Linked DNA regions of Mus musculus: region 1 is linked to region 2. A link is a contact called in ENCODE Hi-C or POLR2A ChIA-PET data. All regions are on one chromosome and are shown on one strand. Each heading gives the region's core, a stretch centred on a gene start or an enhancer-like site at or near the end of the contact. The rest is flanking DNA. Distances are from core to core; before and after follow the strand shown.

What was found. A loop is a pair of places that touch in the nucleus more often than their neighbours do. ChIA-PET counts read pairs that join two places held with the same protein, here RNA polymerase II (POLR2A).
Region 1: a map of CH12.LX shows a loop between it and region 2 (2.2-fold over the local background). The contact joins the promoter of Atg16l1 here to the enhancer-like site in region 2. A Hi-C loop is called at or near these places in 1 of 37 maps with a recorded cell type or tissue (CH12.LX). POLR2A ChIA-PET finds 5 or more read pairs at or near these places in 2 of 5 experiments (Patski and embryonic stem cell).

The regions. Positions count from the first base shown.
Region 1 is chr1:87,754,041-87,758,961 of GRCm38, forward strand. Atg16l1 (autophagy related 16-like 1 (S. cerevisiae)) reads left to right here and starts at 1,971. Exons shown (of 18, transcript NM_029846.4): 1 at 1,971-2,274. The coding sequence starts at 2,160. Gm33517 (predicted gene, 33517) reads right to left here and starts at 1,706. Exons shown (of 4, transcript NR_157047.1): 1 at 1,285-1,706.
Region 2 is chr1:87,605,450-87,610,816 of GRCm38, forward strand. No RefSeq gene overlaps it. Among named protein-coding and RNA genes, the nearest start is that of Inpp5d, 12 kb to the right of the region's middle. Within about 2 kb of position 2,538, at least 2 of the 3 ENCODE cell types and tissues checked have a DNase peak (open chromatin) inside an H3K27ac peak, as active enhancers do.

The DNA of each region.
Region 1 (4,921 bases), core at 721-3,220, 150 kb after region 2:
CTGGGGAGGATGTGAAGAAAGAGGAACATTCCTCCATTGCTGGTGGGATTGCAAGCTTGTACAACCACTCTGGAAGTCAGTCTGGCGGTTCCTCAGAAAATTGGACATAATACTACCAGAAGATCCAGCAATACCTCTCCTGGGCATATACCCAGAAGATGTTCCAACTGGTAATAAGAACACATGCTCCACTATGTTCATAGCAGCCTTATTTATAATAGCCAGAAGCTGGAAAGAACCCAGATGTCCCTCAACAGAGGAATGTATACAGAAAATGTGATAATTTACACAATGGAGTACTACTCAGCTATTAAAAACAATGAATTTATGAAATTCTTGGATAAATGGATGTATCTGGAGGATATCATCCTGAGTGAAGTAACCCAATCACTATAGAACACACATGATATGCACTCACTGATAAGGGGATATTAGCCCAGAAACTTAGAATACCCAAGATACAATTTGCAAAACACAAGAAAATCAAGAAGAGGGAAGACCAACAGGTGGATACTTCATTCCTCCTTAAAATAGGGAACAAAATATCCATGAAAGGAGTTACAGAGACAAAGTTTGGAGCTAAAAGGATGGACTATCCAGAGACTACCCCACCTGGGGATCCATCCCATAATCAGCCACCAAACTCAGACACTATTGCACACACTAGCAAGATTTTGCTGAAGGGACCTTGGTATAACTGTCTTCCTGGCAAATACAGAAGTGGATGCTCACAGTCATCTATAAGATGGATCACAGGGCCCCCAGTGGAGAAGCTAGAGAGAGCATACAAGGAGCTGAAGGGGTTTGCAACCCTATAGGTGGAACAACAATATGAACTAACCAGTACCCCCAGAGTTTGTATCTCTAGCTGCATATGTAGCAGAAGATGGCCTAGTCGGCCATCACTGGGAAGAGAGGCCCCTTGGTATTGCAAACTTTATTTGCCCCAATTCAGGGGAATGCCAGGGCCAAGAAGTGGGAGTGGGTGGGTATGGGAGCAGGGCGGGGGGAGGGTATAGGGAACTTTCCGGATAGCATTTGAAATGTATATAAAGAAAAATTGTGAATCTCAAAAAAAAAAAAAAAGTGATAATAATACTACCCAAGGCTCCACGGCGAGTGTGTGTGTGTGAGTATGTGTGTGTATGAGTTTACAGTCTGCATTCCTCCAGCCTCAACCTGTGGGCTTTTCTGGAAAACCAGAAGTACCCTAAAAGGTTGAACCAATCTTCCTTGTTTTGAGAGAGAAATGGGTGGCCTTACTCCATGAATTATGCTACTCACCTCCTTTTCATTAAGAAAAAAAAATAAATCCCCAACAAAGATATCTTTTAAAAAAAAATCCACTCCTCTCTTTGGCGTGTTTACTTTGCTAAATTTCTCTTTAAACTGTGTCTCTCAATTGATTCATATCCTTTGAGAGCGTAGTAACCAAAAGACCAAAAAGATGGTTTGAGTCTAGGTGTTTGAGATCAGCCTTGAAGGCACACACAGGCATGAGCTAAAATTCAGTTTGCGTAGGTCTTGGAGGGACGCAGTTGTCTATGTGAAGACAGTTTTGCCATGCAGCAGAGAGAAATTACATTTCACGGCTTTTCACCTTCCGGTTAAATACCATTACTACCCCCATTTTACAGGTTAGGCACCTAATACTTAGGGAGGTTGTCACTCAACGACAATCATTCACTATACACAGGGGAGCTCCCACTTCTGAGCTGAAATTAAAAAAAAAAAAAAAAAAAAAAAAAAAAAGATGCACACACAATGTAAAAGGAGGAAGGAAACAGACACCCCCGGACAAAACCACCCCATTTCCTGTCTTCTTCCGCGAAGCCAGGGTGCCTCCCAGCGGCTGCCTCTCATCACCGACGCTTCCGGCTTCAAGGTTGCGTCATTTGAGAGCGTCCCGCGAAGTCTCGGCCGGGAGCTTGCGCGCGGCCTAGGACGTCGGGCTACGAGGCGGGCCTTCCGGCCTTCTCCAGAATAATTTCCGGCAGAGACCGGAAAATCTTCCCGGATCGCCTCCGGGTGCCCTGTGTGGGAAGGTGAGGTTCCGGCGGCCGGCTTCTGTTCGCTGGCGGCTGGCAGCACGCTGCAGCCTGCAGCCCCCCAGTGTCGGCACGGATCGGCCGCCCTGAGGCGCCGGGGCAGCGTTCGGCATGTCGTCGGGCCTGCGCGCCGCAGACTTTCCCCGCTGGAAGCGTCACATCGCGGAGGAACTGAGGCGCCGGGACCGACTGCAGAGGCAGGCGTTCGAGGAGATCATTCTGCAGTGTGAGCGGCACGCGCGGGCCCGGGGCGGGGAGTGGAACGCGCCGTGGCAGCGAGAACCCCGGCTCCGCCCGCGCGCATGGCGGCCTCGTCGGGGACCTGGCGTCCCGCACGTCTCGAGCCCTTTCGTTGCTTACCTTCCTTCTTTGGCTTAAACCTTAGGCGCGATCATGGAGGGTTCCCCTTTTCCAGGTTCTTTCCACAGACATCGTTTGCAGTTGTAAATCTCGATAACCCAGGCGGCGCCGATGCACTTAGGTAGTCAGGCTCCAAAAACGTCGTGTTTAAGGAATCGAGTTCAAGACAGAGATTGACTTTACGCATTAACTCGAGAGATGGACGTTCTCTTCGGAATGCTGTGGAACTAGTGGTTTTTGACTTCTCAGGCCTCTCCATATTGTTGGTACACATTTGAGTTTTAGGATTTGTCCACTGGGTCATTTGCTATTATTGAAAGCCTTAAGTGAGAAAAAAAGAGTGGTCTCTTCGCCGCTCTTTGCGAATTTTAAGGATCGAAAGTATCTTGTATTCTTAAGGCGGGTTCTCAACGATCATTTTCGTGCCTCGTGTTCCCAATTTAGCCAATCTGTTTCACATTTGAACGAATGCGTTGACACTCCTCGATCCTGAGGTTCCATCTGCTTCCTGAGATAGCCTGGGCATAGTCTTCCTAAGTTTTTGCGGGTAGTGGGATTTGAAATCGTAGTACTGCTATTTGCATTCTGATGGGGATAAATCAGTAGTTATTTACACGTTAGAATCATCTGGGGATGTACTTGACAATCAAAAACACTCCAGACTAATTAAGTCAGTATAAATGACAGAAGATAAAATAGTCCCATACTTTTTTTATGCTTCCTGAGTGGTTCGATTTGCACACACGTTTGAGCATTTTAAGTAATTGGCATGTATTGTTTCATGTTAAATTTTTATGAAGCACCAAGGCCAACGATGATGAAGTTGCAGTATGGGTTAATGTTGGGGCTGAGGTTAGACATTGGTTTTAAGACACTTGTGCATTTGCCTTTGTTGGCTCTCCTGAGGAATGGCTCTTTCTCAGCACTTAGCCCTTTAAAAGGAGAGCAGGAAAGGGACGCTGTCTCTGGTGTGTTGCTTCCTTGCACTCTGGGAGAGCAATGGCTATTAATGTAGCCCAGGAATCTGTTTACACGTTTTATGGGTTCCGTTCTTGTTTCTCTTTAAAAGATAATGTAGTTAAAATCTGACAGATTGGGTCAGAGATCTCACTAGGTCCTTACAGACATTTCTAGTTTGGTGCATCTTTAAAATGGGAGTGAAGATATGCCCTGCCTGCTTCATAAAAATAGAGTGTATATAAGGGCATTAAACAACATCTATAATAATCTTGGAGACAACTTGAGTCATTTTCGTTTTGTTTTGATTTTTTTTTTTAAATTTCAAAACTGGATAACCTATTGGTAGGAGAGTGTCAAACCATTGGAACAGTCAGAGATGGGAAATATTTTAAATAATGAAGATTCTTTCCAAGTTAATGAGGGATGAGCTGAGATGAATTTCAGGTGATCAGGTCCTTAAATAATACTATCTACTTAGAGCAGAGGAATCTGGGACATCTGTCAACAACCACAGAAGAAAGAAGTTTTCGGTGTTTATAGACTTTGGAGGGTGGGATCTTTGTACTTGCTAGGCTAGTGAAGGCACTAGATAGACTACAAAGCTGTAATTTAGGAAACTAATCCTACTGTTCACGCTATTTTAGGTTGTTACTAGTATTTGCCAGTTTAGGGAAGGTGCTGGATAGAACGTAAGGTCTGGCTGATCCTCAGTCAGTCACGGAATAGCTGTTTGAGAAGAGAACACAGCATGGGAGGCCAATGGAGCAGGTTGGGCAGACAACCTTTGCTTCTTTATATCTTTCTTCATAGGCCAGGGCATTGGTCATATCTTTTCTAGTTTGACTATGACCTAGTTCATTCTAGCCTTCTCAAGCTGGTCATTTCTGACCATCTCCCTTGTGTTCCTTGTGTAGTTCTGTCTGAGCCTGAACAGAAACACAAGAAGAGGCCTTGGGTAAGTGTGGACTCCCTTATTGATGATCCTTCTTTGTAGGAGAAAACCTTTATGAAGGAGCCCTCTTAAATGCCTGGTGTCCTTTAAAAGCCCCACCCTCCCTTCTCACAGGATGTCCATCTGTGGTGAAACTGAATGACACCCTCTTTTTGTCAATGCTCTCCAAGGAACCACTTCCTCCTAAAATCCATCAAATGCAGGAAACTTTTTCCTGCACTTCCATTTTAAGGAGAAGTAGGACTGCCAGCATGCCCAGCTTTGGTTGTAGTGCAGATTTGTAACCCTCAGAGGTCTACAGGGTTCCTGTGCTCCGTCTCTTGTTCTGCTTGGTGACGTTGGAACTCAGAATGTGCTGCTTTGGTGTTTGAAACTAACTGGGTCTCTTTGTCACCCAGACTGGCCTCCAACTCAGGTTCTCTCGAAGCCTACAGCATGCTGACATAAAGGCATTGCCCCAACTCAGGCTATCCTTTGACTCTCATTTCTCCTTCAAGCATAAGAAAGGTTCTTTTACCAACTGAAGTTTGTTTTTGTTTTTGTTGAGGCAATTCTGTGCCCTGGAGCCCAGAGCATGCTAGACTAGTGCTCTCCACTGAAC
Region 2 (5,367 bases), core at 1,288-3,787:
AATCTGGATAGGTGGTGTCCGGGGAAGAACAGGTTTTGGAGTGTAGATGGGAGAATTCACATGAGTGGGGTGTAAGTGCCTCCAGGATTATCCACAAAGGCAGGCATTGGGGAGATGTGTGGGTGGGAGCTTAGAATGAGGTCTGGCTAGGAACTTGGATTTGCAGGCTCTAGTCAGAGAAGGTATCCCCAGAGAGTGTAGACTAGACAACAGAAAATGCAGAAGGGGGGAGCACTCTCAAGCACCCAAGAGTATGGAGAAGACCTTGGTCACAAAGGAAAGCAGCGCTGAGGGAGCCTAGAGGATTTATCGAATGAAGAAGCTTTCAGGGTCTCTGGCTAGGCTGTGACAGAGTGGGTTGAGAGCTACAAGGTGGCCTGGTAGGCGGAGAAGTTTTTGGTCAGACCATAGGAGAGGGTAAGGCAGGTACAGGTAGGAAGTGATTACATTGTAACAGTCGCCAAGTGAGGACAATTAGACCCAAAGTGTCAGCTAAGCTAAGAGATGGGTTGATGGCTAGGCAAGAAGGTATGCTGTTGACCCCAGGGAGAAGCCCAGGGCCTGCCCTGCAGGTTTTTATTGAGCTGGTCTGGCTGGAAGCCTTTCATATTTATAGCCGAAGCTGAGAACCTGTGGCAGGGAGGGATTTTAAGGATAGGAACCATCACGCTTGCTCTCACAAGATGAAGGGGATGAGTGGGTGGGGAGGAGAGGAGAAAAGCCAGGACCATGAGAGATTTGAGAGCCAGTCCCAACTTGGTAGTAAGGTGACCTTGGAGGAGCAGAGTGTGTGAGAATAAAGGCAGATGCAGAGGAGGGTGGTCTGGGAGATCTGCTCTTCTTTGTGGGCAGTGAGGTGAAGAATTTTAAAGTCTGATGAATCTGGAAGTGAGCTGGGTAGAGCAGCATGAATACAGGAGATAGGGAACGGAGGAGGTTGGTGCTCAGCGGAGGCCTAGAAGTCCCTGGCTACCACATTGTTTGGACACATAACATGGGTTATTCTAGGGCTGGGGCTGCCTGTTTTTTTGTGTTTCTCTGGAGTTCAGGGAGTCTGGCTGGAATATTTCAGACAGAGATGGCAGAAAGGGGCTCTGAGGATGTCCAGGATCTGAAACACAAATGGGGTTGTGGACATTAAGAGTGAGGGAGACTGGGTGTGTAGAAGTGAAGACTGGGAGAAGGTGGGGGTGGAGCAGAGGCTGGGGACTGGCCAGAGGAGTGGAGCAGGATTTGGAGGCCATAATTTTGCTTGCCTGTGTTCTACAATTATAGCTACCATCAATAGAACTGGCTAAAGATTCAAGACTCAGGCATAGAGTAAAGGGGACTCCTGTCTGGTCCCTGTAAGGGAAGGAAATACCAAAGAGGGACAGTAGTGGTTTCCTAAGTCATTGAAGTCACAGGATATAATAGTCTGAGCTATGGGGAGCTTTGGGAGTTTGCAGACAGGAGAGGATTCTGGGAGAATGAAACCTTTGAGTAAAGGAATCGCAGAGTCTAGCAGTAAAGTTCTGATTATCTAATTCAAGGCTTACAGCACACAGTCCCATTCTGAGATCCTCAGATATGAGCTAGGAGCTCTGGTGTGCTGCTAATTTGCAGGTTGGTTAATCTCTCTGGTTCTCACTTTCTCAGGCGTGAAGTTGGAGGTTATGTCTGCCTTGAGGAGTATCTGTGTGGCCCGGACGAGGTAACTCATACATAAATGTTAGTGCAGTGCTTGCACCTAGAGGCAATCTATCGCTACAGTCCAGGTATTGTTAAGGGGTGAATTGTGGTGACTCCCAAAGTGACTGTCTCTGGAGATGGTGCTTTTAAGTAGCAACTAAAGTCGAACGAAGTCAGAAAGGTGGTAGGTTCAAAGGAAAGTATGGAAGGTAGCCGCCTGCCAGTCAGGAAGACAGCCCTCAGCAGAAGCAGCAATGTCAGAACCTTGATTGTGGATGCCCACCCTTTAAATGACAAGAAATAAATACCTGTTGTTGCGTTGTTGGAGTCACCGTCCATGATATTCTGTTGTGGGGCGTGATCTAAGACAAGTGCCCACAACGTGACAGTGTGGTGGTTAAGTGGGAAGAGGAGCCTGTAGCGGGGCAAGCGCTCTAGAGGCGTGGCTTATTGTAGAGGCTCAGGAGGTGGGGCAAAGAAGATGGACAGCATTCAGCAGGTGTCAGAAAAGGCTTATGGCCCAGGGTGAGGCAGCAGCCGGTCCCACAAAAGTGGAAAGCCATTTCAGAAACATTTTTTTTTAAACCAGGGTGTAACCCCGGAAACTCAAAGTCGGCTGAGGGTAGGGCGGGTGGCATAGGAGGAAGACGGGGCTGGGGAGAAGATTCTGGAACCCACAGTGAGGGTTTTTGGCAGATCAGTGAAGATAGCTGCTGGCTGAGGAAGCATAGAGGAAGAGGTAAAAAGTCTGAAGCAGGGAGCAGCTGACACGTAATCACCACAGAAAGCGGGTAGCTGTTGGCAGAAAAGGCGTTTAGGAAGCGCGGCCGCGGGCCCTGCCAAGGGAGGCTGTCGTGATTCACGCTTGGGAAGTGCTGGAGACCAGAACACAGGTTGGAGGAGGTCCAGGCATGGCACAGTGCAGTAAGTAGCCTGGCAACTGTGGTGGGCTGACCCTCTGGTCTGGGGCTTGACTCAGGGAATGGAGTCCCAGGGTGGAAAAAAAAAGATGAATTAGGAATCTGCCACCAGACTGAGCGTCTTCAGAGCGTTCTTCTGGGATGGTTATTTCAAATTGGTTTGTTGTTGTTGTTTTATTGGTTGGTTGGTTGGTTTTGTGTGTGGTTTTTTGGTTCTTGAGGTTTTTGTTTTTTTGTTTTTTTTGTCTTTTGTCTCTTTCATTTACTACTGTATCATTACTATTATGCCCTGTCCCTAAGAGTCCTGGCGACACTGGCTCAAGTTCTTACTCAATTCTTCCTACCCACTTGATCCCACCCATATCTTGTCACTGCCTGGTTTTCTGTCACAGCCAGGTTTCCCGTTTTCAACTATGCCATGAAGCACGGATCAAGACATCATGAGTTCTTTGTCCTCTTGGGAAATGGAGTCTGTTCCTGTTGCTGGCTTTATTTGAAAAGGGACGAGCTGGTCTTGATTGACACCTGAATGTTGTTCAGGCTTGGGGAGGCCAGAGGTCAAGGCGCCCCCTGGCGGTGGAAACTGCAAGGCTCAGGCCCTAACCTAGGGTTGTAGAAGCTGCGGGTAAGCTGTGTACTTGTAAGATGCTATCCTCCTTCAAAGCAAGGTTGTTAACCAGAGGTGATTCTTAGTGATGCTGGCTACACCCTGTGCCAGCATTCTGTGGCACCATTGGGTGCCAGGAGTCTACCCAATCCTGTGCTGGCCAAGGCACTGCCCTCCGGGCACTGATCATCTGAGTCACACAGGATTTCTATCTTATCCTAAACAACCCCCCAGGCCAGCCATGCTTCACTGCCTCTCACCCTTCAGCAGAGATGTCTTCCCCACTTTCCTGAGATACAGTGTGATTCAGATGGGCCAAATGTTACAAGGCTGGCCTTCAGACTCTGGCCCTGGTCCTGTGTATGATTCCATGTCTGATCTGAACTGCTGCAATAGAGTTTTCAGAGATACGGAGGAGAGATAGGATGAACTGAGGCTACCATCGTTCCATCCTCAAGGCAAGCCTGTTCCCAGGAAGCCAGCCAAGTGCTCTAAGACCAGTTGCAACGAACTTTGCAAGCTTGAAGGAAACCTGTGTCTGCTGAAGCCTGATGCTAGGACTTGCAAAGACCACCTTAAGGATGTGGTCCAAAGCCTGGTGTAGGACTTGTAAAGACCACCCTGAGGATCTCGTCCAGAAGCAGAAATGCAAATGGAACTGAGAAGCGAGATGATAGTCCAACGGAGCAGTGCCCTAACTGAGGCAACTTAGAGGAGATGTGGCAGCTAGAAGGAGCAGAGAGAAGACTGGATGGAGAGAGAAATGAGCAAGGGGAGTGGATAGACAGGAAAGAGCGCAGGGGCCAGATGGGAAGAGAGCCTTCCCAGCTCACAACCACAGCTACCGTCCTCCTCATGAGTATCCTTGATCTTTGACTTGGAAGAAGTCGATGCAGTCCTATGATGCAAATGAAGTTCCATGGACCTAGAAGGTGTGGCCTGCTGCTGTGGCAGCTGTGTAATGTCTGCTGGTGCCCTGAGGGTTACATGGACAGAAAAATGCAAGATTGAATCAGGAACAGGAGAAAATGATGTCATCAAGACGCTGGCTCACCGTAGTACAGTCAAACCTTTTTAAAAGTAGGGGGAGCAGCACAAAATACTGGTTAAAAGCACAACGCGTTAAAAATGAACATGGCTGTTTATTATCATTACAAAATATTCTTGTCCCATACCACAATACCAGCACTTAGGAGGCTGGCTGAGGCAGAAGGATCTCATGTTTGAGTCCAGCCTGAGCTATATAGAAAGACTAAAGCCAAATAAATAAATATGTTGTTCTGTAACTGACTGTATTAGCCTGCTTTTATACAGCCTACTGTGCAGTGGGTTTTTGTCACCAGCCTCGCTCCAGACAAATGAATGGAACACCAGCTTATACTATCAGAACATCCATGACACCACCAGAAATAAGAACTTTTTAAGCACTATTATCATGTTAGGAGACACCCCCCCCCCCCCGACAGGGTGTCATTGGTGACAGTGCCACATACATACAGTCACATACCACATCAGGGTATTTCAGTCGTTGACAAACTGTGGGTAGTTCTGCATCAGCTACTTGTGGAGGAAACAGCATTTAGTGACTAGAGCAAATGTTGAATATGGGTGAAGCATCCCTGCTCTGGGACAGATTAGTGACTAGAGTAAATGTTGAATATGGGTGAAGCATCCCTGCTCTGGGACAGATGTGTGAAAGGACTTTCCATAGCTAAGAGACCACGTCAATGCAAGGTCTTCAGGTTTTTACAGACGAGACAGATGACTTGCTTAGGGGTGGTATGGCACGATACAAGTTGATTCCTCTAAGTTCTGGCTAGATGAGTGCCTCAGAGCCTTGCAGTATATTAATAAGTACACACTGCTAGAGTACAGTATATTAATAAGCACACACTGCCAGTGTCCTAAGGGAGTGTAAGGAGTCCCAAGTAACTTGGCAAGCCACAGAAGTACTGGCAAGCACCACACCTTTCAGGACAAGATGCTGGCGAAACCCTGACTCCATTCTAGTCTTGCAACCTCTATGATCACATCAAGAACCTTGCTCAGGCTTGAGTGATGTCACCGAGGAACGTGATGAATGCCATCTAGAAGCACTGAGAGCATCATCCACAACTTCAAAGGAGTTTATCAACACGAAAAGGTTTCAACACTCAGCGGGGTGGTGGA